2 separate regions of the Mus musculus genome follow, and region 1 is linked to region 2. The links are chromatin loops, found by intact Hi-C in ENCODE. Cell type or tissue: heart. All regions are shown on one strand. Each heading gives the region's core, and the rest is flanking DNA. Links, peaks and the distances in the headings are about the cores only. Region 1 overlaps Fam189a1 (family with sequence similarity 189, member A1). Region 2 overlaps Fam189a1 (family with sequence similarity 189, member A1).

What was found. Hi-C counts contacts between places; a loop is a spot of excess contacts. Peaks named below come from ENCODE experiments on the same cell type or tissue, not always from the same donor. Only the 100,000 strongest peaks of a DNase experiment are listed, where the experiment ranks them.
Region 1: a loop joins it to region 2, with 4 times the contacts of the local background. A loop is called at or near these places in 2 of 42 quality-filtered maps.

The regions. Positions count from the first base shown.
Region 1 is chr7:64,831,892-64,847,674 of GRCm38, reverse strand. All of the region lies in intron 3 of Fam189a1 (family with sequence similarity 189, member A1), which reads left to right. Among named protein-coding and RNA genes, the nearest start is that of Nsmce3, 33 kb to the left of the region's middle. In heart, for the core only: a CTCF peak has its summit at 7,544 (motif pointing left); a DNase peak (open chromatin) is centred at 7,614; H3K4me3 peaks cover 1,089 bases; H3K27ac peaks cover 470 bases.
Region 2 is chr7:65,063,951-65,079,733 of GRCm38, reverse strand. The region is part of intron 1 of Fam189a1 (family with sequence similarity 189, member A1); the gene reads left to right. Among named protein-coding and RNA genes, the nearest start is that of Gm32963, 25 kb to the right of the region's middle. In heart, for the core only: a CTCF peak has its summit at 5,946 (motif pointing right); no DNase peak of the experiment used is centred there; H3K27me3 peaks cover 274 bases.

The sequences.
Region 1 (15,783 bases), core at 4,252-12,251, 230 kb after region 2:
GGTATGCACCTGTGTCTCCCAGAACAAAAGCGGTAGCCCAGGAGATCCAACATGTTTGCAGCCGATTGCATGCAAACCTGTCAGCTGCCTCCTCCTTTCTGCCTGATGTGCTTAACCTCAGACTCTGTCTGTGCCTCCCACGTATGGTGCCTGGTTTCTCAGTTCAGAATGCAGCCATTTCCTAGGAGTAATTGGCAAAGGATTCTTTTTTTCAACCCAGGGGAGCGGATGGCAAAAGAAAACCAAGCATCATGTAGTGCCGTGAGAAGCCTTGGTATGCTTGGTTATTATAATTTCTATACCACCTCTATTTTTTTCTTTTTGAGAAAGGGTCTCATTATAGTCTAGGCTGACTTTGAACTCACAATACAGCCAGAGATGATAATGAACATCCGCTTCCACCTCCCCGAGTGTTGGGATTACAGGCGCCATGCTACCATAATCAGTTTCAGTGTCGTAGCCCCCAGACTTCACAGCTGGGTAGGACTTCTGATACTTTTCTCCCCAGCAGCTTACGGGGCACCTTGCAGCACTAGGGAAATTAGCCAGCAGGATGAAAGCTTCCAGCTACATTCCAACCGTTTTCTCTATGTCCTGCAACCCAAATATTAGGTGTTTTCAGCAACAGGGTCTTCATGTCTAGTCCCGTTAGGCAACCAAGAGCTACGGCCTGGTCTGTATTGCTTTGGGGGCTAGTGAGGCCTCTGTGACAAACAACGTGTAAGGAGGCACTCCAAATCCAGTATTGGAGTTTTATTTAATAAGCTATGGCCTCAGAGTGAAATGTTATTCACCCATACTGTTCACCTCTGTTCAAATTGTTTCTAAAAATGTGTGTTTTGACATTCACCTTCAAGGTTTACACATGTCTTTTTTAACTATCATGGCTATTGGGTGAACTTTCCTCTACTGGTCTCTTCTGTATCCTCTCAATCCCTCTTCACCTAATGTTCCCACCCTCAGCATCACAACTCTCATGTCACATGTCCTCTCTGATATCCCTTCCCTCAAAGCCCCACCCCATTCTCCTACAATAGCTTCTTGGCCTCTACGTACACTCCCAGTGAAATCCACTGCTGTAAGGACTTGGAGCTAAGACTTGCATCTGAGAGAGAGGATGTGACATTTCTCTTCTGGGCCTGGGCTGCTTCTTCCAAATATCTTCTGCTTCAAGTACCTGTGAGCTTCATTTTTGTCTATACCCGAATAAGATGTACCCCAATTTCAGTATCCATTCATAAACTGATGGACAGCTAGGTGCTTTCATCTCCGAGTTATTATGGAGAGAGCAGCAGTGGAGTCAGTTGACGGAGTGAGTATCTCTCTGGTAGAAAGAATATGGAGTCTTCTGGGCCTGTGCCCAGGACTGCTATGACTGGGTCATATGACAGTTCTATTTTTAGCCCTTTGAGAAGCTCTTCCACACTCATTTTCATAGTGGTGGTACCAAATTACATTTCCACCAACCTTGCCAAGCTTTTGTTGGCTTCATTTTCTAGGCCATTCGGATTGGGGTGGAATGTTGTGTACTATCTGTTTAGTTCATCTTACTTATGATGTCATTTAATTCCAGTGCTTCTTCATTTATTTTTCTATCTGGTCCATCTGCTTAATGGTGAGTGGGGTATCAAAGCCACTATTGCTGTGTTGAGATTAACCTGTATCTTTATAGCTAATGCTATTTGTTTTTGTTTTTGAAATTGAGTATACCAGTGTTTGGCAAGTATATTCAGAATTATAATTTCTTCTTAATGGATTGTTCCCTTGGTCAGTATCAAGTGACCTGTATATCTATATCTTCTGCCTTGATTTAGTTTGAAGTTTATTTTGTCATATTATAACAGCCACACCCACTTGTCTCCTGGATCCATTTGCTTGGAAATTCCTTTCCCACCTTTTCACCCTAAAATAATATTTAGCTTGGTTGCCAAGGTGCGTTTCTTGGAGGAAGCAAAAAGAAAAAAACTCTGGTTTTGTAATCTAGTTTGCTAGTCTGTGCCTTTTGATAGGAAAGTTGAGACTATCTATATTCAGAGTTCTCTCTGTAAGACATGCATGCCTATCTGTCATTCTGTTGAATTTGTGATGTTGTGTTTTCTTAGCCCTCTTTTGCTTAATGACTACCTTAGCATTGTTTAGTTTTTCCTTGTAGCGTCTTCTGTGTTTATTTTTTGCTTCACCCTGAAGTATTTCTTCTAGTCTCCTCGGTGGGGCTGGCTCGGTGCTCATAAATTCTTTTAGCCTGTGTACTGTAGAATGTTTTTCCTGCTCCTTCAGTTATAACAGATAGTTTGGGAGAGTTTGTTGGGCTGGATTGGCAGTTGTGGCCTTTTGAAATATAAAATGCATCTCTCTAAGCTCTTCTTGGTTTTAAGCTTTCCATTGGAGAATCAGCTGTTCTTCTGGGGGCCTGCCTCTATGTCTGAATTTGCCTTATTTTCTTAGAGCTTTAAATAAAATTTTTTCTTTCATATTTTCAGTGTTTTTTACTATAACATGATGTAGTGAGTTTATTTTCTAGTCCTGTGTATTTGCTATTCTGTATGCTTCTTGTATCCAGATCAGCCTCTCTTTCCACACATGTTGGAAAGTTTCTTCTGAGATTTTATTGAAAATATTTTCTATGCCTTTGGAATGGAATTCTTTTTTTATGCTCATAGTGGTATATTTTGCACTTTTATGGTGTCCCTAGAGCTTGCATGCTATGTTCATAGATTTAAAACAAACAAACAAACAAACAAACAAACAAACACCATTATCAATGACCTTGACTGACTAATCAGAACGTCTTGTCTTCAATCCTGGCATTCGCTCCTGCACAGCAGCCAGGCTTTCTGCTGAGCTTTTGATTTACCGGTTTTTCTTCACATTATTTTGGCTTCATCTTTCTTCAGTATTTGTCTTTATTGAATTCTATTTTTATAGCCCAAATGGATGTTCTTATTTTACTCATTTGTGTGTATTCTCCTGGAATTCAGGAGGTTATTGCATTTTCTTTGAGTTCTTTGTTCAGAGTTTAGTCTAAATCACTCTTATTGTGGGTTGCAATTTGTTTTTGTAATTTTCGGAGGAGACTGTTGTCTTGATTTTTTCCTGTTGCTTATGTTTTTGTGTGGGGACTTTACCATCTGTGGTTAGATTGTTGATTTGGTTTGTGTTGTTTTTAAATTAGGTTACTTGTTATCTTCCACTGTAGGAGTTTGTAGCATTCAGAAGAAACTGGGTTGTGGTATGATTGAGGTTATATTCTTCCTCCATTAGATTAGTGTTCTGAGCATCAGGCTCTATCTGTTGTCCTCTACTGAGAACTGAACACTGCCTGCAGCAATAGGCACTACTCAGCAGTAGCCTCCCTATTACTACAAACCAGCCACTCCATCAGTAGCAATTGATTTAGGAGCAAAGAGACATGATGGGCACTAAGAGGTGAGTTACTGTGGGTGTGAGTGGGGAGGAGGGGAGCTCAGGGGGCTACTGGTTAGGATTAGGCTGCTGGATAGGAAGTGCGAGGAACACACACAGAATGGGCAAAGACAGATGCACAGAAAAGGTTAAAGGTAGCAGGAAGATGGAGGAGTTTTGCTTAAAAAACAAACCAAAGAGAAAAGGGTAGAGCTTTGCAATTAGATCACATAGAATGGTCTAGTCTCCTAGGAGGTCAAGCTGTAGAGACCTCGTAAACCAATCAAGCTGTGTTATTTGGAAGAGGACTAAGAAAAAGGAAAAAAGGATAGAGAAAGGAGAAAACAAAGAAAAAGGATATAGTGAGCAGAGAATGGGGACCTGGGTAGGCTGCTATTAATGTTGTGTATTTATGAATAAGGAATAGCAGAGGGGGGTTGGCGCTGGATGGAGATACAAAAGAATGAATGTGATCAGCTTCAACACTGGGTTTGTCTCACCCCTGGGAAAACCTCTGCCTGGCCTTCCCCTAAAGTCCTGCTCTAGACTACACTCCAAGTTGCTTTTCACGCTTCCCTTGGAGACCCTTTGTGTGAAGTTCTCTCATGAAAGTAATTACTCCTACTCTGGGAGATAGAAATATTTAAGAGTCCCCGCCCTAGCCGAGGTTGGTCAGTTGGGTGAGGGTAGGTATGGGGTGGGGGTGCAGCACTCTGCGTTGTAACTTGGGTATCCTTCTATTTCATGATCCTGTGCTGCACACTGAAGACAGTCCCAGGGAGCAGTTTACTGGAGACCCCTAGATTAAGAGCCCAACTGAAGAAGCTTCTGTAGGTTTGGGGGACACGGAAGAAGTCCTGAAGGCTCACGCTCCAGCAGACATCCACAGTGGTGGCTCCAGCTGCATGGGCTATAGTGGCAGCAGGGAGTCAGGGATTTCCTTGGGGACAATAAACCTTGTGATCGTGGGGACAGAAGAATACGGTGATCAAATACTCTCTTGCCTTTGTTTCCCTAAATTTAATCAACCACTAGCTCCATCATGGTTTCTAATCCACCATTTTATCTGGAGAGCCTGCTTCATTTTTTTTTTCTTTCTTTCTTAATTTTAAAGCAAGATCTCACCAAACCCCTCAAGTAGGCCTTCAGTTTGTAATTCTCCTGTTCCATCTCCCAAGGAACTGAGAGTCCTGTGGTTATCTGGCTGTGGTATTGGGCTAATATTTGTTCTATCGAGTGTACTACAGCATAGTCTCTCCTCGTCTTTAGGATAGTCAGTGTACTTGTTATTTTTCTCATCGCTGTGATGAAGAATCTGACAAAAGCAACCTGGAAGGATGGGCTTATTCAGGCTCGCAGTGTGATGGTGCCGTGCCATCACAGGGCAAGTCACTGCAGCAGAGGGGAGGGTCCCACTGCATCCACAGTCCGGAAGCAGACCGATGGATTCAGGAACAGTTAAGAAGATTGGTCTTGCTTATTTAGCTACTTCAGTGAAGAGGTGATGTGGTGGCTTGTCTATGCTTGGCCCATGGAGTGGCACTGTTAGGAGGTGTGGCCTTGTTAGAAGAAGTGTGTCACTGTGGGGGTGGGCTTTGAGACCCTCCTCCTAGCCATGTGGGAGCCAGTCTTCTCCTGTCTGCCTTTGGATCAAGATGTAGAACTTTTGACTCCTCCAGCCTCTGATCCTGTAAGCCAGGCCAAATTTTATCTACTATCCATTGATAATTTATATATTTTGAGGTTTGTTTGTTTGTTTTTTTTTTTTTGCTATGTTTCATTGGCTTAGCTTGTAAACTGATAATGAAATGATCTGCCATTCTGCTTGTGAGAGTGAGCGTGGGGATTTATTATGGTAAAATAGACATGATATAAATGCTTCATTTTTAACAATTTTTCATGTAAAAAAAGCGCCATTAAAGACATTCATACTATGTGCAAATAGCACCTACCCACTTCCAGAACTTTTTCATAATCTTATATCAAAACTTGATGGTCATGAATGACCTCAGGGTCCCCTCCTCCACCCAGTGGGAACCAGCACTCTGTCCCTGTGATTGCCAGTCTAGGTAACTTGTCTAAGTAGAGTTACAAAGTGTCTGTCCTTTAGTGGATGACATTTTTTTTTAAGTGTGTTTTTAAGATCTCATTTTTCTTTTTTATTGGTAAGGTTAATTATGGGAAGTGTTTGAATGTGATCCTATTGGCATCTCTTATATAAGAATAATTACAATTCACAATATGATTAGACATGTGGAATCATATACCTTGTTCTCTATGACTCACATCTTCATGGGGAGACAAAAATAAATGTGATTTTCAGCACTGCACAGAAGTTCAGTCAGCTGGTCTAAACACTGTTTCCAGGAGGTGGTCACTTCTTTACCCTCTTTCCCATGGTTCCTGGGCATGGGGAGGACACAGAGCATCATGGCAGGGGTGTGTGAACCCACTCGGAGCCACATAGCCCTGTGGGCAGTAGATTCGGCATGAGTTTGGCATCTGGGGCAGAAGACCAGGTTCCTGCCATGGGCATAGCTCTCCAGCTGCTCGTCAACAACCCCAGACTTCAGATCTCTCAGACAACTAAGCCTCTGCCTTTCCTCAGCCTGGAGGAACCATGAGGCCCCCATCTTTCTCTTTCTAAAATTGTCAGCTCTGGGGCTACACCATTCTCACTTGCCTGCTCGCCTGTCCTCTAAGCTGCTGCTCCCAAATCTCCTCATGTCTGTATCCAACACGGGGTGATGACAGAGCTCAGGAAACATTTGCTGAGTGGTGATCTGGACAGAATATTCATGGCCAATGCTGTGCGACAGTCCAGCAGGTGGCTGAAGCTGCCTAATTAGTTCCATGGGTCGATTGTGGGTTTTTTTTTCAGAGCTAACCATTTCCATGATCCACTTCCTTTATAGACCGCCGCTGGGGATGTCAGGAGCATAGGAGGGGCGCTCAGTGGCACATCTCGAGGAGGACCTTAATCTTGAGACTGCCTTAGTTTATCCAGAGCCTGTTAGTTTCTTCTGCAGGTTCATAGCAGCATTTACTACCAGTGCTCTCAGCTCTGAATACATCCAGTAACCAAGCCAACACCAATTACATAGCCACATCCTTCAGAAGAGCCTGTCAGTAACCAGGGAAACCCTGATTTAGCTTCATGACTCTGAATAGTAAATTAGAAAAGGACACAGCCTCAGGCTGGGGCAGTTAGACAGGTCTGGCTCTGAAAGTAAAGGGAGGCTTGACTGACGTGCACAGTGCTCCGGAGGTCTTGCTAGCCTTTGTTTCATGGTGGATTTTAGAAGTGCTAAAGTTTTTCTGGTTTTGCTTTTTGTTGTTTTTTAATGGTTTAGTATACCAACCACTGGTCAGGAGCAGTCTTGGCTTCTTTTGGCCTCATGAGAAATTTAGAGCTTGATTTCCACTGGTACCTTGTTATAATGATACCTACTTTGTTTTCTCCCCTGAGAATATGATTCTATTTTACTTTATCATCAAGTGAATTTGCCTTGTTGTGAACAAATAGATTTCACGGCAAAAGGGATGACTCAAAAGTTGATTCCAAGCTCAAAAGTTTCCTTGCAGAGGAAATACCCCCTAACAAAATAAATATAGTAACAACACAGTAACCCAGCAACAGTTCCAGGTAAGTGTTTCTCAGTATGCTGCCCAGATGGGCTATCTCCTGCTCATTGGACTGGTTCGTTCTGACCCATGGAGGGCCCCCATATCCAGCATGCTCCTGGTTCAAAGACAATGCTCTGACTCCCCTACCCCAGAAAAATCTCATGTTCCAACAGGGGGCAGTGTTAGGCAAATTGCTACCAGGAGAGAAGGACAGAAGGTGGGGAGAAGTGTGGTGGGGGAGGGGAAGGGGCGGGGAGCAGAATGTGTGTAGATAAGGGGCGTCTAAGCAGGTGGCCTGTGAATCGCGGGTCCACAGGTGTCTGGGAAAGGCCCGGGGCAAACTTGTGTGGTCTCGGAATTGAAGGGAAGGCCTTGTAGCCACCGCTGGAAAGAAGCGCTGGAGCTGAGGTGCCGGGCGTGTGCAGCTGTGACCTAGCTGAGTCTGGTCTTGGCTTCCTCACCAGGTCCTAGGTCCCCTTGTACTTTTGCGGTGCTTGTCGGGCAGCGCGCTCAGTAGGCCGCCCTCTGGTGGGTTTTCTTCTCTGTGATTCTAGGGCTGGGACACTAAGATCCTTCTGTCTCTAGCCAGCACCAGATGCATAATTAGGAGGCGTGTCTGTGACTGTCAGCCTCCCTCTCACAGCTGCTCCGGGGAGGACAACGGAGGAACTCAGAGGGTAACTCCCTTTCCGCTTTGCAACAGGAACTGGGATAAATCTGTTAGCATTCCAGGGAGCCCACATCACCCTGTGTGGTCCAGCTCACACCTGTTAGCCTGGATTTATCTGGTCTTCCAAGTTTCTGGCTGGTTGCCTGTGGCTTTGGACTTTGCTTAACTCCCGCTGGGACTTCATCCCCATCCGTCCTCTGTCAGCTGAGTGCTCTCCAGAGAGTGTCTACCTGTCGGGATCTATGGGATGTAGTGGGGTGAGAAGCTCCCCATTCAGGGTTTTGGGAGATGCTGCAGGTATAGGGTGATGTTGCCTTTCTCTCTACCTCTCCCAGACACTGCTGTATTCAGGCCTTCTGGAGAGGAGGGTGTTTAACAGGGGCCTTTTATAATTTACTTTCTAATTTTATTTTATGTGTGGGTGTTGTGTTTGTATGCATGTCTGTGCACCACATGCCTGCTTGGTGCTGGAGGAGGCCAGAAGAGGGTGTCAGATTCCCATGGATCTGGAGTTGCTTGCTGATGGTTGTAAGTCACTATGTGGGGGGCTGGGAAACGGACCAAGGACCCAGGAAGAGCATCAAGACAGTAGAACTGTCTCTCTACTCCCTTGAACGAGGCTTTAATGCTTGTTGGAATGTTTATGAGAGAGGTGGAGGTGGAGGAGGAGAGGGAGACCCCTCATTGTGTGGAGTCATGGCTCATTTTTAGACCGCATGAAACTGACATCCAGGCTCTATAACTGACACAGCCCTATATTGCGTCTGTCTCCCTGGGTCCCTCAGTGTGTCAGGGAAGGAGAGGTGTCTACTGCCAGGGCAATGTGCTTGGAGAGTGGACTTGACTTGTCAAGAGTAGAGTGAAACTCACAGTCTCTTCGAACCAGGCTAGACACAGACTCGTGACATCTGGAGGCCTCATCTTGATGGACTAGCGCTCCCACAAAGGCCTACAGGCCTGGAACTCAGCATTTTTACAAAAGAAACTCGAAATAGAAAATTATGTGGCGTTCCCATATTTTACCTCGAGCACAGTGTGGCCTTCCCAGCTCTGAGGAGTGAAAGAAACCTTAAGTTTGAATAACTGCCCCCCTAGCCCAAGGGCAACCAGTTGGCACTCTGCCCAACTTTTTTATTTAATGTGTATGCACCATTAACTTTGATCTATGACACAGAACCTAATGCCACTGGTTCTGCATCTTCAGATCTAAACACCCCCAGTTCATGAACACCCCAACAACACACAGCACTTAGGAGGCTGAGACAAGGGGATTTTCAAGTCAAGGCCAAAATGAGCTAGCTATACGAAATCCTGACTCAAAAGCAAAAAAGAAAGAAAAAAAATCCAGAAAATTCCAGAAAAAGATGAAATTCAAATGTGCTTTAGACTGAGTACTTTACAGAATCCATGTAAGTGAAGTGTGTAGGCATCGTGTTTGTTCTAAATTATAAATAACCTGGAGATTATTTAAAATCGAAAGGTGTAGATATGCAAATACTGTGCAATTTTTTTGTGTGTGTGAAGGACTTGGAGGGACTTGGGTATTCTGGGATTAGAGTTGAACATGTCCTGGAGTCCCAGAATTCCATGGGCATGGAATTATAACTGTAATCTGTAGGTGCTGTATGCACGTTTCCAGTTTTCCCAGAAATGCATTCACTTCTATGAGCCGTGCTTTCCTGTGGAAAAACCCAAAGCTTAGGAACTGTCCCACATTATTAAGCTTGAGACTAGAAAAAGACATTTAACTCATAAAAATGTTATGCTTTGTTGCACTGTGTTTTCAGACTAGGAAGGAAGAGATGCAATGCTACCTGGCCTGCATTTGTGTCTGGGAGTAGAGGAGAGAGGGGCCGGAGCATGAGATGAGGGAGCCTGCGTTCTGCATGTGGCCCTTGCAAACCAAGCCCTGCGTGAGGAGGGCTGGCACCTGCCAAGCTTCCCCTGGCTCCTTGCTCTGCACTCCTCACAGCACAGCTCCTGGGCTAGTGACAGTGGGGGTGGGTTAGTGCTCTTTCACATGAAGGCACAGAGATGAGACAGACCAGGCAGGGTAGGAGACACTTGATTCTTTTCCTAGAGGTGTCGGTGTGCTGTAGAATGTGACCAGTTAGAAAATTTGAGCTGGACAGCCATTTTACCCTTTGGAGTTTGTTTGTTGAGGCAAGTACCCTGTGTAGTCTGTAGTTGAAGACTTTAAACTTCTGATCCTCCTGCCTCCACCTCCCCAATCATTAAACTTTGAGAAACAGTACTTTCCTAGAGAATTTGACTATGAACCTTCCTCTTTTAGGCATCTCACTGGTTTGTCTTTTGTTCCTGTTTTTGCTTGAATCTCCATCAAGAAAGATGTTCAGTGTTTATTTTCCTGTTAACTAGCACCATTCTCTTCAGACCTTTCTTTATTTCTGCCAGCAAAATGCAGCCATTCTCTGATGATTGTGCAAGTTGATAAGATTTCGACTAAAAGTTCGACCTAGTCCACATAGTTAACAAAATCGGACTTTCCAACCTCCTCTACAGCTCTGCTCTCCACAGGGAAGCTTACCAACTCCTCTCAGGTGATAGGAACAGCAAGCAGCTTGGCTCCTCTGCTCAGCTAGGGAGCATGTGAGCATGCCTGGCTTATTGACAGTGGTCTTGGAGGTCTGTGAGAAGGCCCAGGACTGATGCCACGTCCCCTGGGAATAAGCTAGAGTTCATGGAAAGTTGGTGAGGGTGTCCCACTGTCAGAAGCTCCAGCTGGTGTCACCCAGCCTCACATTCAGATCCTCTTTCTCACTCTGTCTCTTATCAGGATAGGACATATATGCTAGCGGTTTCACAGTTAATCGGAGTGCTTAGCAAAGGCCCAGGGTGACGATGAAGGAAATAAATTGGTCGTTTTCTTCCCAATGAGGTTAAGGATAACTTCAGTAATTGTCTGACATAAAGAATAAAAGCCCTATCTTTTGGAGTAGTTCTTTGAATATTTTAATACACACATAAATAAATATAAAGTACTAGTGCTGTAGTTTGGATTACAAGTGTCCCTCAAAATCCTCTTGTGCAAAAGACTTAGGGTCAAGCCTTATGGGACTCTGTCAGGCCTTGCAGAAGAAAGTTATGTCAACGGGGGCGTGTTCTGGGGAGGGGACACTAGAACCCTGGAAATACCTGCTTCCTTCTTCTCTCTTGCTTCCCTTTTGCTGCATCTCTCCATGAGGTATTGTTTCATCACACTTCAAAACCACACAGCCAATCAACCAAGAAGCTGAAATGCATCTTTCTCCCTTTTGAGTTCATTATCTATGGTACTTTATCTTAGCAGCGAAAAATTAACAAATGTAGACTTTCTTTAGATTGTTCATTTTAAAGGAATGGATTTTTTTTTAAACATGTCTCCCACCATCCCTGCCTGTGTATGCTCCAACGTGCTATTAGGAAAACAAAGAGTGCAGCCTTTGAACAGATGATTGCTCTTCCTAGTCTGTGCTCCTATGTTCTAAGGTATGAACATCAGAAATAGTAATCGGTTCTTATCAGCAGGCTTCCTGGATGGCCTGAAACATTGTAGTGAAAGTGACTCACTGAGGAACATCTGCTCAGTTTTACAGGGGTCGGGGGTGGGGGTGGTAAATTTCAACTAGGAAGCTTAGGAGGAGCCAGGTCAGGGCTAGAAGCATCCTTATGCTTGCAGCTCCTCCGAATTCACACGAGCTGGATAAGAACACTTAAACCCCAAAGATGGGTAATCCAGCCCCCAGAGCTGACAGGTCAGTGATGCAGAGCAAAGCTCACACAGACTTGGGGTGGGCTGGTGGCTCACCCTGCCCTAGGTGCAAAGGAGCTCTAAGAGAATGTAGTACTTTGTAACTATTGTCATCTTACTGTGTAGCAGAGCTTGAGAGGTTTCCCTTCTGTGTGTCTGTAGTGATGAGCCTTTGACCAGCAACTCCCCAGGACGCTCCCATCCTGATGCTAGGTCTGTCCTCCATGTCTGTGAGATCAGTGCTTTTAGATTCCACACCTGAGTGAGATCATGCAATAGGGTAAAATGTGGTCTGAAGAAAGCAGAAAGAATGACTATGAGGGGTACAAATATGAGTATGTGAGGCCATGTGTTGTTAACTAGCTGCATTTAGGCTTCTCTCCCCTCTGTGTGTATGTGGAGGTTTCAAAACATTATATTGTATAGGATAAAGACATACAGTGTTATTTGTCAATTTAAAATATATAAGCACTGGGCATGATAAAAGATGCCTTTAATTTCACTGCTCAGGAGGCAGAGGGCAGCTTGGTCTAAATAGTATGTTCCAGGCTAGCCCAAGGCTACATAGTGAAACCGTCTCCTCAAATAACCAGTGAGGGGGCAGGGGTCTGACTGGAATGCCTGGTGTTTTGGGCTATTTGAATCTGCTTCAGGTTAGGGTGTGGCTCAGCCTTAAGCACACACCTTTAATCCCTCTGTCTGGAATATAGACACACCCTTAATTCCAAACAATGAAGGTAAAGTTAGTTTGTAGAAGGAAGTACTCATATTTGAAAGTGATGTCTAATTGAGTGGCAGACAAAGTGGTGAATCAGAGAAAGATTTGACAGAATAGGATATACTTAAACTCTCAGGAGGAGAGAGAAGAAAGGGAAGCTACTTAAGGGAGAGACAGACAGGAAGAAGAGAGTATAGTACAGGAATACAGTAGAGTTTGTGGGGAGCAGTACACTAGAGTTGAGAGGGGGAGTATAGCCATGCAGAGAGAGAGAAGGAGTTTTTTAGAGATAGATCGAAGAGAGAACAAGCTAGATACAGGTAAAGACAGAAGGGACAAGAGAATGAGAGGGAGCCAGAAGATTAGAAAAGATTTCTAGAGCTGGGCAGTGGTGGCGCACGCCTTTAATCCCAGCACTTGGGAGGCAAAGGCAGGCGGATTTCTGAGTTCGAGGCCAGCCTGGTCTACAGAGTGAGTTCCAGGACAGCCAGGGCTACACAGAGAAACCCTGCCTCGAAAAACAAACAAACAAACAAACGAAAGAAAAGATTTCTAGAGTTAGTTTGAGGCCAAGCAGAGCAATTCAGAGGCTCAGAGAAAAGCCAGACTAAGTCAGCTGGGAGAGGAGTTTGAGCCAGAACAGCTTAGTCGAATCAGCCAACCAAATTTCAGAAAGAAGATAGGGCAAGCTAATTCAGCAGCAAATCTCAGAAGCTGAAAACATTCCAGGTCTAGATTAGATGGAATGGTAGCTAGAAGCTTCCAGAACAAGGCCTAGGTTAGCAGATGGAGGCAGTAAGCTTGAGAACACAATTACTTAGTAAATAAAAGTTATTTTTACACACCTGGCATCAAGTAGAGAAGCCCTGCTCTACTTACTTTCTCATACAGCTTAACTAAAGCTTTATTTTCCCATTTTCTCAGACTATAGTATGTGTGTATATATGTACATGTCTGGTCATGTGTATATGGGTACATGAGTGTATACATGTGGAATGTCCAATGTGCTATTAGGATAACAAAGAGTGCAGCCTTTGAACAGATGATTACTCTTCCTAGTCTGTGTTCCTATGTTCTAAGGTATGAACATCAGAAATAGTAATTGGTTCTTATCAGCTGGCTCTGCTTCCCTACACATAGAAGTGTGATCAGCCTGTGAGTGTGGGAAACAGTGGGACTCACAGGTAGCAGTGAGGACAGAACAGAACAGATCCTCAGGAGGCATCTTTAGTGAGATAGCTCATCTTGATGTGGCAGGGAGGGCTATCTAAACCTTTGGGGGTGCGTACGTAGGGGCTATTGGGGTGAGCATACATCATTGGTACAGGACAGGGTACTGGGAATGCCTCATTTGCATAAGGAGGAATTCTATGTGCTGCCGAACATGACCTTATAAAGAGAGAGAAAATTTAACCTGGCCACCAGACTACGTCACCTCCTCTGGTGGGGCAAAGGTAGGAGCACAGGGCTACCTGTGCAGGCCAAGGTGGTGGGGTGCAATCCTACTCCTGCCAATCAGGATGAGATTTCTGGGGTTTGGACACTTCGACCTCACTCTTGCTCTGGCCCTACTTCCCACCCCTGTCCCCCATCCCCAAACACAAACTCCCAGGCCCCAGGGAAGAGGCCAGAGGTTGACACTGGGCAGTCTCTCTTCATTGCTCATCATCTTATCTTTGTTTAGATAGAGTCATACAACTCAACAATTGCCAACTGACTAGAGTAACCATCAATAAGATCTGCGGATCTGCCTGTCTCTGTCCCCCCAGAACTAGAGTTAAAATGGGTGCTGCTGTACCTGGCTTTTTATATGAGTACTGTGAGCCCACACTCAGGTCCTCTCTTGCTTATGTAACAGGCCATCTCTGCAGCCTGAGTGACTGACTGAAAGTTTCATACAAGATTGCCCTCTATCACGTCTTCTGATCTTGTGTGTTAGATAACCCCATGTTTACAGAATCCATACTCCACCTGGGAACTATAGGACCTGTGACATATCTCCAGCATAAATGTGTGAGTCAGCTTTCTATGGGAGTAACAAAATGCTTGTGAAGATCAAGTTATAAAGAATTGAGGTTTAGTTTCGCTCAGAGTTCTAGAGATGCCTGCCCATGATTGCTTGTCTCTTTAGGACTATAACGAGGCAGCAGTATTAAAATATTAAAATCTAGAAATCGTTAGTGTTCAATCAACAGGTCAAGGAGGAATCCCATAGAAAAGGAGAAAGTAGTTTTCAGGCTTTTTATACATATAATCATACCATCCCTTTCTGTTTATATTCTTTTATTTCTTCTGTTGTCTTGTTGACCCTGGTAACATTTTAAGTAATATGTTGAAAAAGTGTGGAAACAGTGGAACCATTTTCTTGATCCTAATTTTTGTGGGAATGCTTTGTTTTCCCCACATAGTATAATTTGTCTGTATATTTGTCATATGTAGCCCTTACTGTATTGAGATGTGTTCATCTATTCATAGTCTCATCATAAATACATGCTGCTGTTTGTCACGAGCCTTTTCTGTGTCTATTGAGAGTATAATGTAATTTCTATGCTTGACTTGTGTGATATATTACATCTTTTGATTTGTATATATCCTGAACCTCTGGGATAAGGCCAATCTGATCATGGTAAATGATCTTTATGCTGTACTCTTAAATTTGGTTTACAAGTATTTTATAGAGAACTTTTGCATCTATGTTCAGCATAGAGACTGACATATAATTTTCTTCCTATTGCTTTTTAAATCTGATTTTGGTATCTGGATAAATCTAGCTTTATAAAGAGGTGGGTTGTGTCCCTTTCTTGTCTATTTTATGGACTAGTTTGAGAATTATTGATAGTAGTTTGGCTTCAAAGTTCTGATAGAACTCAGCAGTGAATCCATCTGGGCCCACATCTTGTTTTTAGTTGGGAGACTCTTGTTTTAATTGCTGCTTTAGTGTGATTGTTTGTTCTAGGCCTTTTTAAATAATTTTTTTCATCTTGGTTTAATTTTGGTAGGTTATAGGTATTCAGACATTCATTCCTTTCTTTTAGATTATCCAAGATAGGAAATATGAGTTAGCTATGCTAGTTTGGTAATTAAGCAGATGAAGAATAGGAAAACAACCAATACTACAAAATCAGCAAACTGAGTGGCATTGAATTCATACCTTTCAGTATTAACTCTAATTATTAACAGTCACAAAATCCCACTCAAAAGACACAGGCTATCAGATTCAGTTACAAAATGGGATCCATTTACTGATACATAGAAGAGGCATACTTCAGCGTCAAAGACTCATGCAGCCTTAGGTTGCAGGTGTGGAAAAGGTGTTCCAAGCAAGTGTTTCTAGAAGCATAACGCTGTTCCAATAGCTGACAAAATGCAGTTCCAACCAAAAGTAGTCAGAAGAAAGAAAGGTCACTCCACATTAATCAGAACAATTTATCAAGAACACATTACAGCTTTCAACGTGTACATAACAGACGCAAGCATGCCCAGTTTTACAGAGGAGACGCTATTAGTGGTAAAGACATCTTAACTACAGCACAGTAACAATGGGTCTTGGAAGACTAGCTGAGGACCTGCGGGGGGCCTGACAAACTTATCCTGTTCTTTAAATGGATAGCTGGG
Region 2 (15,783 bases), core at 2,660-10,659:
CTAATCGCAGAAATACAAAGCCAGACAGCCAAGTTAAAGCTTTGGCAGGGGATGGAAACAGATACCTCGCAGAGATGATGCACAGACTGCAGACAGGCCATCAGGACACACATGACGTGGCCCCAGGGAAGGTCACATTATAGTGATGAGCTCCCCTGGATGTCCTCAGAACAGGAAGACTGGACCCTGGAGGTTGCGCCATGCTCTCCAAAGGAAGAACGCAGGGAACTTCAGTTTCTTAAGAATAAAACCTTTTTTTTTTTTTTTTTTTTTTTTTAATGACACGTAGCCCAAGCTAGTTTCAAATCCATGGCCCTCCTCTCTCAGCCATCCACATGCACCATGCCTGGCAAGTGCACTGTATATAAAAATAATTATTATAATAGTATATAATAATCAGCCTTTGGCTGTGATAAAACAATTGAGACAAACAACTTAAAGGGATAAGAAATTTGTTTTGACCAATGCTTTTAGAGTTTTCAGTTGATAGTATTTTGGGTCTGTCACTCTGGGCTTGTGGCAAGGCAGAGCATTATGGTGGGACAGCCTGACATGGGCAACATTCTTACCTCGAGTGGATAGGCAACTGAGAGGACAAAAGGCCATGGTCCCATTATCCCTCAAAGTCACCTTTCAATGACATGACTTCCTCTTACTAGGCCTGACCTCCAGAAGGTTCCATTAACTCCAGTAAGCCACAGGCTGGTAAGCAAGTCTTTATGAAATCTTGTTTCTAAGGAGCATATCAGAGCCAAACACCGTTATGACTTGATCATGTAATCACAGTTCTTACTATTTACAAATGTGAAGTGGAAACCACACGCACCCAAAAACTCATGTGTGTAGTATGAGTATATGTTCATGTGTATATGTGAGTACATGATTGTGTGTGTGTGCCTGTGTGTGTGGTGTGTATGTGTGTGTATACATGTATACAAGTGTGTATATGCAACGTGACTTTGGCTATCTTCCTGGTTGCTTTTCACTTTATTGTTTGAGGTAGAGTCTTTCACAGAACACATAGCTCACAGATTGAGCTATTCTTGCTGGCTTTCAGTGTCCCCAAAGCCTCCTATCTTTGCCTCTCCAGTGCTGGGATTACATCATGCCTCTGCAGTGCTGGCATTACATCATGCCTCTGCAGTTCTGGGATTACATCATGCCTCTGCAGTGCTGGGATTGCATCATGCCTCTGCAGTGCTGGCATTGCATCATGCCTCTGCAGTGCTGGCATTACATCATGCCTCTGCAGTGCTGGGATTGCATCATGCCTCTGCAGTGCTGGCATTGCATCATGCCTCTGCAGTGCTGGGATTACATCATGCCTCTGCAGTGCTGGGATTACATCATGCCTCTGCAGTGCTGGGATTACATCATGCCTCTGCAGTGCTGGGATTACATCATGCCTCTGCAGTGCTGGGATTACATCATGCCTCTGCAGTGCTGCCATTACATCATGCCTCTGCAGTGCTGGGATTACATCATGCACCACTCTGCTCAGCTTTTCATGTGGGTGGTGATTCAATCTCAGGTCCTCGTGCTGGAGGCCAGCACTTTACTGACCGACCTGTCTCCCCAGCCCCACTCAGGTATATATTTACAGCATCTTTATTCATAATTGAGACAATGTGAAGCAGTGGGGATGTCCTCCAGGGGTGAGTGGATAAATGTTCCACAGCCAATCCAAAGGTGGACTGTGACTCAGTCTGACTAGGTGACAGGAGCTGGTTGGTAACGGCCACAAACCAGACAGACAGAACTGTTCAGATAATAAAGGCCTCCGTGATTCTCAGGAGCTAGAGCAAAGGAGATGCATAAAAAGGAAGAACTCAGGAGTGTGGAGGCGAGGAGCTCTTGTGATTGATCCTGTGAGCATGAGCAATCTCAGGAGCTGTTCATCCAGACAGACAGAGTGGACAGAAATGAGGTGAGCCGCTCTGTGAAGTGTGAGTGTGGACAGTAATGACCACTGCCCCTCTGTGGATTCATCACGGGCGCGCATGTGTGTGTGTGTGTGTGTGTGTGTGTGTGTGTGTGTGTGTGTGTGTGTGTGGTGTGGTGTGTGGTGTGTGGTGTGTGGTGTGTGGTGTGTGGTGTGTGGTGTGTGGTGTGTGTGTGTGTGTGTGTGTGTGTGGTGTGTGGTGTGTGGTGCGTGTGCATATGCATGCAAATGGAGGTCAGGGATCAACGCTGGGAATTTTCCTTCCTCTTCACCTTAGTTTTGAGGGAGCTTCTCTTTTCTTAGGTTGATTTTTATTATTTTAAATGATGTGGGTGTGTGGGTGTGTGCCCATGAAAGCAGGTGCCTGGGGAGGCAGGAAGAGGATGTTAGATGCAGTGATGGTGGAGATACAGGCAGCTGTGTGCCAACCGACGTGGGTGCTGGGAACCAAACCTGAGTCCTCTGCAGGAGCAGCATGTGCTCTGAATTGCTGGGCCAGCTCTCTCAACCCCTGGGGATCCTCTTCCTCCACCAGATACATGCTGCCATTTCTCCATCAGATGCATGCTGCCATGCTTGTTTTTTTTTTCTCCTCTTCTGCCTCTGCCTCCTCCTCCTCTTCCTATTCTCCCTCCCCCTCTTCCTCCTCCTCCTCTTAATGTAAGAACTGGAATCTGGACTCTGGACTTTATTTTGTGCAAGTACTGTATTTAACTGAGCCACAAATGTTCCTCTCTGGTGGGGGTGAGCTGAGAAGGGTGAGCCAAGTATTTGTGTGTGTGCTTGTGCATGTGAGTGTATATGTGTGTGTGTGTGTGTGTGTGTGTGTGTGCATACGTGTATGCGTGTGCCTGTGTGTGTATATATATGCCTGTGTGTGTATGTGCCTGTGCATGTACGTGTATATGTGTGTGTGTGTATGTGCCTATGCATGTGCATGTATATGTGTGTGTGTGCCTGTGCATGTGTGTGTATATGAGCATTTGTGTGTGTGTGTGTGTGTGTGTGCTTCTGTGTGTGTTTCTCTGTGTATGTGTATGTGTGTATGCCTGTGTATGTGTAGGAACTCTGTACATTTTGTTTCTTTAATTAAATACATTTTAAAAACTATACTCTTCAGCAGTGTGTGGGGTAGAAGGCAGTATCTGCTTATTCATCAGATCTGAGAGTGCTCTTATCAGGGAAGGTGTTGTCTAGGGCTCCATTCCATGATTTATAAAGGAAGATGAAGGGACCACTCTCTTATTTATGGCCGTATCCTTGCTTCAACCCCCAGAGTGTACTTAAGCAGGCTATGTGAAGCATATAATTTAATATTTTCCATCTTTATGCCTTATAAATGTTTCCTTCAGAATTTTCATTAGATTACATAAGTAGGTATTACGGAGTTCCTGAGTTTATTCACACTGAGCGCAGATGTGGAGGGAACATTCTGCTTCTTTGGTTTTTCATTTTTATATTGCTGATCTGCTCTGGAGGGGGGATGTGAGGGAGGATGCTTTAATTCTGTTAATTCAAGCTAGTTTCTTGGGCTCTTTCTCTGTCAGTGTGTAGCCCATATATTTGAGTTCTCTGCATCTACGGGGTGTGTGTGTGGCAGGGGAGGGATTAGAAGTTCAAGGCTTCGGGTCCCATCTAGAAGATCTGATCCCCTTGGCTTTTGTATCCATACTTGAGTTTGGAAAATTCCTTTCCATCCCATCAAGTCTCTTGGCCTCTCTGGCTCCCTCCATACCTTGCGGGCCTCCCTCCCCAGTGGCATCAGGTGGTGGGGGCGTTGGGGCTCTCCGACCTAGTCAGAGCTGAGGAATGGGACTGTGACAGCCTCTTGGGTCTGCACCAGACGCACTTGGCTCCTTGGCCATTGTGCTTGGCTGTGGCTGAGGACCCCACTCACTCACATAGCTCCTTGGCTTCTCCAGGGTCTTTCTGTGTTTGATGCTTTCCCAGCAGACCCTCGGGGACCCCCTTTTCTGCTCTCTCTAGGGGTTCCTTGACTCTCGGATTTCTCACCTGCCACCTTCACACTGTGGTTGTGGCCTTTCTGAGTTCTGCCCAGTGTCTGGAAAGTCAGAGAGATTTGGTATTCCATGCTTTATCTCACAAATGGCACCCCGTGGCACCCCGTGGCACCCCATGGCATGAGTGAGGCTCTGCTTCCTGCACATACCCCTCCCCTTGCTGGTGAATGGGCTGACAACTCTAGACGATTTCCATGTCTCTAGGAGCTCCGAGCTCAGGGCTTTCAAGGAAAGGAGGATTCTCTGGTTCACAGTTTATGGGCTTCTAGCTCCTTGCAGATCAATCCTGTTGCTTTGGGGCTGTCGTGATTCATGACAGGGTGTGCCTGGCAGAGCTATTTGTTCACCTCATGGCCAGGAAGAGAAGAAAGAGAAGAGGATGGGGTGCCAGTATCTACTAAAGGTGCCATTGCATCCCAGTAAGCTCCAAGCTAGGGACTCAGACTTTAACATGCAAGGACATTTAAGATCTATAGTATAGGAACTCCTATAGTGTGTCCCAGGTGTGTCTATATGTGTGTGCATGTGTGTGTGCATGAGTGTGCATGAGCATGTGCATGTGTATTGGCATGTGTGTGTGTGTGTGTGTGTGTGTGTGTGTGTGTGTGTGTAGCCATACGCCCGTGCATGTGGAGGTCTATGGTATAGAGTATGTTCCTCCACATTCTATTTTGGGGCAGGCTCTCTTGCTAATCTTCCTAGCCAGCTCGCTCTGGTGAAGCCATATTTTTACCTCCCAAATACCAGGATTGCAGGCAGGAAGCCACACCCACCAAACGTTTAAGTGGGTGCTGGAGATCTGAACTCCAGTCCCCAAGCCTGTGCAGCAAGCGCTGTCACCTCTGAGCCATCCTCTGGCTTCCTAGTTCTCTCCTGGTACATGTTTGTGTTTTCTCTTCATATTGTCATGAACATTTTTTTCTGTACACGTTTGAATACTTATCTGGTTATTTTCTTTGGATGAACCTGAAAGTGAAATCTTGGCCTCTGAAGAGGTACGATACTTTTAGCTTTAGATATATTCAGACGTGCTATCGGAATTATGCTAATAACTAGAACCACTATGAATAATACAACCATAATATGAAACTTTAAAATCACCAGAGAAAACAAAGTGCAGACGATCTGAATAACAAAGTTTACTGTTTAGTTCTGTTTTAATCTAAAGTCACACCAGTGTAATCCGAAGCTGTTTAATAAAAAAGCGGAAAATCTAAACGTAGGGTTAGTATGTCTTGATGCAGAAACTCCTGCAGTGTCCATGAGACCAGGTTTCTCCCCCGCCCCCACCCCCTTCTTGTCTGCCCTCACTGCTCCAACCCAGCTGCAACACTCTCGGGGCCCCTCCCCTCTCATCTCAGGGCCCCTCCCCTCTCGTCTCAGGCCCCGCCCCCTCATCTCAGGGCCCCTCCTCTCCCATGCCAGCTCAGCAGGAAGAGTGGCCTCTGCTTGGCAGAATTCGTAGCATGTGTTCAGTGCCTCATATTGACTAGACCCCTGCAGCGAGGACTGTAGAACATCCTGGTTCTCAATGGGGATACAATTCCAGAGAAATCTAAGCCATGTTGGGGTGTGGAGATGAGGGAGAAGCTGCATGCTTAGCTGGTTGGGTCTTGAGATGTCAGAGGTGATTGAGATGGGCCATACCTTTCAAACCCCTAGTAGATATCAAAGACTGGCTATGCTAAAAATATGTACAATGAGTAAATGATCTTTAAGGCTATTTACTTGTTGAAATCATACGATTTCTATGTTGGAGGAGGAAGAATAGAAATTAATTTTTAGCATAATTTATTTGTGATTATTAGGAAGTTAGAACTCCAGCCAATGCGTGTACTATATTTCTCTTGAATGGTGTAGCCTAGAGAGATGCCATCATGGTGTTCAAAAGTCGAACAGTTAGTTGTCTGTGTGGTCCTCATCCACTTCTTCCCTTCCTGCACCTTGGGGATGCGCAGGGATGCTGCAGGTGTACTTGCCTACTCCACCAGGGGGCGCTGCAATCAATTTCTCCAGTGTGGACCCTGGTGTGCAGATTCTCCTAAGCCCTGATGGTGTCCGTGGCCTGCAGAAGAGCTCTTTTGGAGAGGCAGCATATGCCGTGGACTAGGGGACTGTGGACTGGTGGATGCAAGGTGATAAGAATCCATAAGCTAGCAAGACCTGGTAGGAACATTCCCAGAAAAAAAAATCTCCTCAGAGCTCACTGCCTTCATCTCCAGCTCCACAGGCTAACAACAAAAGCCTAAATCTTGGGATCTTTGTCTCCTAGCAACAGATCCTCTCCCTAGCCCTTAGCCGTTTTTTTATTTTATTTTATTTTTTTAACTTTGTGTTGAAGTCTAACAGATATGTAGAGAGCTGAACAAATATTTGAGAACACAGCTTAATATGTTTTTACAAGGAGAACCAGCCCCCACCGATCAGAAGGCAGGATGTTACCTGTTTTCCAGGAGCTTTTTCATGACTCCCCAGTCATAGCCTCCCCCCCACCCCCCAGGAATCCCAGTTCTTGTTTTTAGCAGCATGTATTCATTGTGGCTGGTTTTGAATCTGTCACCAGGGAATCATACAAATGGTATTCTGTAGTGTCTGATTTCTTCCACTCAATGGGGTCTTCTGAAAACCTACTTTGTTGTATAGCTGCGGTTGGTTTGTGCTCAATGCTGGGTGGACGAGGCAGGGTCATTTGTTAGATCCACTGTTGATGGACATCTGGGTAGGTTGCAGGACGTTCTCTCTGGCTCGACACGGTCAGATGCATTCTCGTTCACAACCTCTGGTGAGCATACACATCTGTGTGGGTGGCTGCGCTACCTCTTCTGCCTGACATACATGGGAGATGTGCAGTTTTACCCAAGGAACGAGCTCTCCTGGAAACTGTGGACAGAGAGCAGTCTGCCTACAGTAAAGGGATTTAAACCGCCTGCAGTAAAGAGACATGCAAGGTGTTTTGGCTGAAACTGAGAGTCTTAGTGAGATATCAATGGCCCTTGTGGAGCTTGCAGAACTTCTGTCCCTTCTCATAACTGCTGGCATCACCCATTGCTTCTAACTTAGGGCTCTGGCACCTTTTTCTCCTTCCCCAGTTGTCACTCACTGGAGAATTTTAGTTCTCCTTTTCTGTCCATCTTTGTAGCTCTGACATAGGCAGGATAGAGGAACTCCAGTGAATTGTACTGGTGGAGCGCAGACCTCAGATTGCTAAGGAGGAGCAAGGTACGCAAGAAACAGCAATCAAGACACGTGGACACAGTAAGAGATAACCCAGGGGGCTAGCTGCAGGACTGTGCATCAAACACACACTCACACAAGGAAGGCAGAAAGGTGAAGCTGATGTCCCTGCACTAACAGCATCAACTCCTCTATTGCATTAGGTTAGCGCAAATAAAATTTATCCCCGACCTTTAACAAAGCAACATGGGTAAAACAAAGGGGTTAAGGAAGGTTAAAAATAATGAGCAAAGATTTATAAGGATGAACGGACCGGCATTAATACCTAGAGAGGAGGCACTGAAACAAACACGTCAGGGTATTTTATGCTAACAAAGGTGCATTTTGCAATGAAGAGAAAATGGACTCACTACAAATATGGACAATAAAAACTACTAAAAACAGTAGTAAGAAACCTACAAGACCACAGCTGTCTGAAAGTTGTGCACTTTTTGAAAACCCCAAACAAAGTGAATAATTGCATGAATGATGTTCAATGATGTAAGGTTCAAAGGATAATCTAGTAGTTACATACTAATAGTCAATTCTGGCAACACAGACATACCATGCGATTCAAGTATTGATGAGTCATTTAAACACCCATGGCAATCTAGGACTCAAGGAAAACATCAGCTTATTTAAAAATGTTGAAATTGTTTGTCTATGATCACCATTTTATAAAACTTCAGTCAGTAGGGGGTGAGTTGGACAATGAGTTGTTTGGTTAGTTAGCCCAACAATCAAGTAGACACCTGGTCAAAGTAACTCTTAAACCATAGGTGAAACCCATGTTAGGCTCTTCAAGAAATGACATCACCACCCTATGGCAAACATGCATACATGTATGCATATGTATACAAAGATACTTATGTATCCATAAAGGTGTATCTACAGGTTTAGTCCTTTTATGGCTAATCAAGAAAAAAAACAATTTGGGGGCTGTTGACGTGGCTCAGTCAGGCTGTGTAAGCCTGCTGACCTGAGTTCGGTCTCTGGTCCCATAGTGGAAGAAGAGAATCAAAAGCTGTCCTCTGACCTTCATACACATGCCATGACATTTACATGCCTGTACTCATATACATATATCTCACACACACACACACACACACACACACACACACACACAAACACAAAACACATAAACATACAAGCATTCAATGTCTTAGGGTTTTACTGCTGTGAAGAGGCACCATGACCAAGACAACTCTTATAAATGACAATATTTCATTGGGGCTGCCTTACAGGTTCAGAGATTCAGTCCATTATCATCATGGTGGGAAGCATGGCACTGTGCAGGCAGACAAGGTGCTGGAGGAGCAAAGAGTTCTACATCTTGATCTGCAGGCAGTAAAGAGGAACTGTGTAGTACACTGGGCATTCTTGAACATAGAGGATGTCAAAGCCGGCTCTCACAGTGACACATTTCCTTTAATAAGGCCACACCTCCTAAGAGTGCCACCCCCTAAAGGTCAAGCATTCAAGTCTGTGGGGTTCAAACCATGAGTCTATGAGAGCCGTACCTTTTCAAACCACCATAATCAACCAAAGGAAACAATTAAAAAAATAAGATGAACACCTATCACTGTAAACAAACTAGAAAAAAAATAATATTCCAATTGAGGGAATATATGAGGATGGCACTGAGGGAAGTGGAGATGAGACAGGGAACAGAAAATAAGAGCAGAAAAGACAAATGTGATTAAGATCCTGCCTTAATAAATCTCCCTCCCCACAAAGCAGACGCAGAAAGAAAACGCACCACGCTGAAAGGATGGGCGATGGAGGGAGAAGTGGTTACACACACGGAACATCTAGCCACTCCAGTGTTTTCAAAAATGATAATGAATTGAGGGGTTTTCTCTAAAAAGATACCATCACATCTAAGGAGGGCTTGGGAAAGGTGCTATCAGGGAGATACTTATAATGTAAAATAGAGCTGGCTCCAGCCAGTCATTAAAGCATATTAACGTATTTCACTAAAATTAGGTGCCAGTAGGATGCTCTGAGGAGAGCTTGCCCGAGATAGGAACCATATTCAAGCCTTAACAAAATGTCTAACAAATCAGTAACAGAAAATGAATGAGTAGAAAAGTCAGTTAGGAAACGTGCAAATGAGTAGTTTTAAAAAGGAGAAACACATCATTAGAGAATAAATAAGACATGGGATTTGAATCTTAGTAAAACTTAATTGCCTATAAAGCAGTGAGGCTTATAAAGATGGCTGGGCTGTCCAGCACCTTCCGGACTTTGGAACTCGATGAATGCAAGCTTGTGTTGTGTCCCCTTGGTCACCTTCAGCTTGTGGTTTGGTCATGTCCCCTTCATTTCCCAACCCTCAGTTTTCTCATGTACGAGGTGGGTGTCAACATTCCCAACTGAGCCATTCTGAGAATGGACGTGTATAAAACTCTTCATACCATATATGGGCCTCAGTGAGACCGCTGTTTTTATTGTTGTCTGACAAATCCCAGATGATTTGACGAATGGTAAAACCCATTGTTGGCGAAGATGAAGCAATTCAGACTCTCTTGCATGCCCCTTTGTTTGACTGTCTTCCGAGGACAGTGACAATGGCTGCCTTCTTGATGTGCCCCCTGGGTCCTCATGGGTGCTGTTGATCACACATGTCAGGCGATGCTGGCCGGTCTTTGAGGCAGTTAGGCCATTGGGCACATGCCCTTGGAAGGGATATTGGCCTCTAGAGTCCCCTCCATTCCCCTTCCTCTCCCCACCTTCCCCTTCTCCTTCATTTCCCCCTCCCACCTTTTCCTCCTCCCTCTTCATGTTTCTCTCCCACATCCACTCCGTCCGTCTTTCCTGACTGATAAAGAATAAACATCTCTCTTCCTCATGGTTCTGTGATGACTCCTGCACCACCACCCTCTCAAAAAGGGCCTAGGGACAAACTATGAACCAAAATAAACTTTGCCTCCTCTAAAGTTGATATGCCAGGTATGTTGTCCCCGTAACAGAACAGCAGTTAACACAGATGCTCTGTTTTACCTACCATGAAAATTGTAAGTGGTCATGAAATATTCCATGAGCACCTCCGTTGGCATGAAAAATATATTTATGATATATTAAGTAAAGATAACTTCATAAAAGGCTATGTCTAGGATGAGCCTCTTTAGTCAACATATATTTATTTTGATACTTGGAAAAATTCTCGAGTATTTATGTCAAGGAAGAGATGAGTCGTTTGTAGAGGTTTGACAGGGGAGGGGCACTTGTTCTGCTGACTGGCACGGCTGTGTGTTCAACAGGAACATCCACCACTGTGGATACAACATGCAACCAGCATGTGAGAGCAGCCTGGGTCCAGCAGTCCCAGGAGCTTGGTCCCCAGCCTGCTCTGCAGCACACTCTCACTGTTGTGGCTGCTCATCTCTGTTCTCAGGGCCAGGGAGTCAGGGACAGCAGGCAAAGGGCAGCTGCTAGAACCCGACAGGGCTTGTGTTTGGTTGTGAAGGTTGGAAGGAGGTGGAGGACCAGAGTCTGGCCATGTCTGTTTTGGATCCCAGGTGGCTGCTAAGCTTCTTCCTCGTGGGCCAAGCAGCTTGTTGGTATGGTAGAAACTCCACAAAGCCACATGTTCACACTGAACACACAGGGAAGCAAGCATGGACTTCTTTCAGAGAGACAGAGTGAGTGGGGATGACCAATACAGCCTGTGGGTAGAGCCTGTCCACACTCCAGTTCTCCCCCGATGAGAGCAGCTGCTTCCAAGGAGCCCAATGGTGACTGGCACCTTCAGCCAGCCTCAGGATTCCAGCAAGCACACAATCTAGGCAAACTGGCAGCATGCTTGCTATTACTACTGGCTGGATTAGGAAGTCCTACCTGAACCTGACTCTCCTGGCAGCTGAGTCTTGTGAGCACAGTGCAGCTAATAGATAGCCTGGCTCTGGTTGGCCACCTTGGTGACCTCACATGGTCCCAGACGCAGAACAGGGTCTGCAAGGTCCATCAACTCAAAGAAACCATGGGCTACACTGAACCCTAAAATTTGAAGCCATCTTCCACTAAGGCTGATGGATTAAAATATGGGTAATGGGGTTGGCCAGGAAAAGTGGGAGCCAAGGAAGGCTACACACAACCCCAAACATCTAAAAAGAAACAAACAAAAGCCAATAGCCAGGAGACAGAGAAGCAAATCCGGTGACCCAAGTTTGTGTCTCTGATTGTTGCTGATCCTGCTGTGTACCTCTGGAATCTATGCAATCATAGTCCAACAGAAGGAGGGCCACAGGTCCCTTAGTTTCCATCTCAGAGATGCCCCTGCCCATCCAGGTCAGAATGGCATTAAGAAATATGTGCAGGAATTCACTTAAAGAACATGCAAAAATTGTCAATAAAAACAATGGCATACAAGATACACACGTATGAGTCAGATAGCCTGAATGTCGGTGACGTGCAAGCACGTGCAGAATGTAGGTAGCTTGTAGGGTGCTCCAGATGAGTCCCTACCTCCATCATGTTTATAATGGAAATCTGGAATTCCTTTCATCCTAAGAAATGGTGTTTTCATGCACGGCTGATTTTTATATACAAGGGTTAGTTTGAAGAGGTATTTTGTATACCTTATTATATTAATTACAATGATGAGAACCACTCTAAAACTGGCTTACCAACGTATCTACCACCACCACTGCAAAAGGAAAAAAGGTCCGGGCTCATCTTGTTTTAGAACCCAGGAGAAATGACACCAGAACTCTCATTCCCCAGGCAGACACTGAGTGTCTTCTACCCCAGGCAGCAAGGTCTGTGTAGGGCCTCAGAGAAGAAGAATCTGTTCATCCTCCTGGCCCAGCCACCAAGGTGCCATGGCCCAGATGGGACTGGCCTTCGACATGTGTCCCCTGCTGCACCATCTCAGCCTCTTCCTGTCCAGGTCCAAGTCTCTGGATCTTGACTGTTTTTATCAAAACCTACAGAGCAGATGCTATCTACTCTTCCATGGCTCCCCTTTAATCCTGAAAGCCACTACCTTCCCTGCTAAGTAAGCAAGAAGGAGGCATAAGGAGGGAGTTTCTACCACACCAACAGGCTGCTGGCCCACTAGGAAGAAGCTTAGCAGCCACCTGGGATCCAAAACAGACATGGCCAGACTCTGGTCCTCCACCTCCTTCCTATTCCTATAAACCTATTCTAGATTATAAAATTTAGGGCATGCAGGTTTTATAGGTCAATAATGTTCCTTATGTGCACAAGAAGGAAGGTCCTGGTGCTGACATAAAGAGTCAGGATAAAAGGCCTTCTGGCAATCATTGTTTCTTTGTTTTTAAATTTGTGTCTTTTTATCACGAGTAGACTTGTTATTTTGGGGGTGGGGATGCAGGTGTTTGAGACAGAGTCTTTCTCTAGTCCTAGCTGTCCTGGAACTCACTATGTAGACCATATGTAGACCTCCTGCCTCTGCCTCCCAATGCTGGCAGTAAAGCCTAGGCCACCATTCCCCAGTCTGGTGGGGTTGTTTAACCAAGGCTCTGAAGTAGCCTTTTGGCCTCTGTTGAGTTTTATTTAGCTGCTGCACTGTTTAATTTCTTAACCAGGCTTATAATCCCAGGATTCCAGAGACCGAGTCAAGAGGATCATGAGTTCAAGGCCAGCCTAGACTACATAGTAAGAACTTCCCTTAAAAACACAAACGAACAAAAATGGTTTTGTACTAGTTAATGAAACTTGAGAGAGTCCATAGTAAAACACACTCTGAGTTCTTTAGGCAAGAATAGGGAAATCTGGAGTCTGTGAGGCAGCAGGGCAGAGCATTCATATGTGGGGAGCTGTGCACAGGGTAGAGTAGCCACCTCCCTGGAAGGGATTTGTCTCTCTGGGAAGAGCTATGGAGCATGCTTTCCTAAGAATCCTTCATTCTGTGACAGCCCGGTCTGTACCTCATAGCCATGGCCTTCCTAGACACCCTCTAGCAAGTGTGAGGTGTGTACCAAGCTGCCCGACACTAGGGTCTCACATGACATGAAGCCTCCCTGCGTGAGTCAGTTGATTCCTTGATTGCTTGGAAGTGCTATGGTTTCCATGAAAGTGGACACCAGCCTTTAGCCCTAGAAGAGGGCCCATCACAACTGTGCAGGAACAAGTTATCTTGCCCCAGGCAAAGAGGTAGTTAGAAGTGGCAAGGAAGGGCAGGGAGGGGAGATGCTTGATCCTGGTGTGTGGCCTTGAGGAAAACCAGTGTTGACATGGGAGGGGGCGGGGGCGGGAAGGGGTGGAGACTGCAGCTCCTCTTTGGGGTAGGGGACAGAGGGTGGAAGGGCTCCAGGGAGGGCTGAGAGACATTTCTAGCCCATTCCGGTTCCTTCCTAACCCGCCCCTCAGGAATCGCTGTGAAGCCTTGTGAAGCAGATGCCTTCGGCTTCATGAGTCAAACCTCATTTTCATTTGCCTTCTGCCAATCAAATGGAGACTTGTGAGCATAATATGGCTCTGCCATTTTAATGTAGCTGTAACTGTTACTATTAATTACATGAATTACATTCTCAGTATATCTACTGAAGCCTAGATGCCTTGTCTAAACAGCCCATTGTTTGGTGCCATCTTTGATGTAGCTTTAGATGACTTTTAAAACCCAAGCTGTGTTCTGCCTCCAGCCCCTCACCCTGAACTGCTCCTGCTGACATTGGTTGAATTAGATTAGGGACCCAGCTTCAGCAGATGAGCTATCCCCAGGGATGGAGAAGGTGAGACAGTCGATAATGTCAGGAGAGATTTGTTCTGTAAAATGAACGTATCGAGGTCACTGGCCATGGTCCCTGCTTGCACGCAGCTCTTGAGCAAATCTAGAGAAAGATCAAGAGAACCACGCTGTATAGATGCAGCCTGCCCTGCCACATTCCACTGCAGTGCTTGTCTGTCTGGGCAGAGCCTGCTAAGCAGTCCACTGTGTACCTTACTCTGGACTGTACCCATCTCTTCCTGCCCTTGGGCTCTTTGCGTCCTGTCTGAGAGCCATTATCCTTAAAACAGCACTCCATGCTGTTGTGTTTTATAAAATGCAGTATAATGCAGCAGGAGAGAGCGTTAGCCCAGCCAAGGTGTCCTCCTGAACAATCAAGCCATAGGATGACAGAGCTAGTATGATGGTTTATTGGGGGAAGAGAGGCAGGCATCAGATCAGGCACCTGGATTACTAGGTAGCGTTTGGGCAAAGCCTAGAGAAATTACTAAGACACACACCTGCCTGATACACCTTGGCTGCACACACTTGTCTACACCTCCTGAACCTGGTCATCCTGCTGGAGCTGCGCACACTGTTTCTGGGTGTATGAGTGAAGGCACACATAGCCATACTACTGATGTTTTCCATTAAACTCTCAGGAGAAAAAGAACTGGGGAGCACTGTTTTGTAGACTCATGCGACATTTCCAGAGAGCCTCTCTCCACTAGGCCTGTGCTATCACACTGGGGGGAGGGGGGGTACTCAGCCTTACCTGTCTGGGTTGTGCCTTGGCCCTGGTGTTCCTGTCCCTGTCCTGTTGTGGGGATTTTGCTGGGCATCGGGGCACTGGTGGAGCTGTGACCAGAGCCATCTACTCCCTGTATTTCGAGGGGCTGCCAGTCTGTCTGTCCGTCTCTCAGATGGCTCCTCTGTCCTTGCCCGCTGCTCCCTGCCCTTGACCTCCTACTCTCTCCCACACTGACATTCCCAGCTCCCTGGCCTTTAGTCTCCTCCCTCAGCTTCTGCCCTCCTGGCTTCCTGTCCCCCTCTTTTTTCTAGGCGATGGAAGGATCATTTCCTTTGTCCTTTTGTGAAAGACTCTGCCTCCTCAGCAGGGGATCATCAGGGCTGCCCTTCAGGGTCCTGTTCAGCAGAGATCTTCTGGTCCTCTCTCCCATGCCTGGTGCCACTCAGGCTCTGAAATATATGAGTATTACTCCCCGAGACCCTCACTGTTTTGAATCACCTCTGCAGCTCCAGGGTCTCTGGGCCGCCTCAAAAAAAAAAAGGCTCTTTGGGGCTTTCCTATCTGTGTGCACAGTATATTAAAATAGGAGGTGTTTTGTTTGTTGCTTCTTTGATTTTTTTTTTTAAATTCTGTAGATAATGGAGCCTTTTCTTTCTTCTAGTGAGATCTTACCAGTTATCTTATTTTGGGAAAATGGAGTTTATCTGTGTGCAGGTAGGAGACAGGTCATGCAACATCTGCCCCCACCCCCCACCACCTACCAACTCTCCCCTGTGAGGCCATGAAATTCTTCCCTAAATCCTCCGGAATTCTGTGGGGCCCCCCACTGATAGCCATTGTATTAGACCAAGCTCCACCTGATGAATTCGGGAGCAGGCAAGAGAATCTCAATGCCACTCCTTTGCCTTTAGTTATTTTCAACATGTGAGGGCACTGGGAGCCCAAAGCCACCAGTACAGGCCACTTCTGATCTGCAGAGTCCCAGTTAGGAGGCCCTGGCTTTAGGATGGAAATTAACCAGTATATGCGTTTGATAGGGGCCAAACCTCAGGTTTTGAATTTTGATCTGTTCTTGAGCCTACAGCACAAGCACAATGCTGTCCTCTTACCCAGCAGCTCCTGGTGAGCCCCGCCATTGTGAGGACCGACAGCTCGCACTTCACTTCTTCACTGCAGAGTGTTT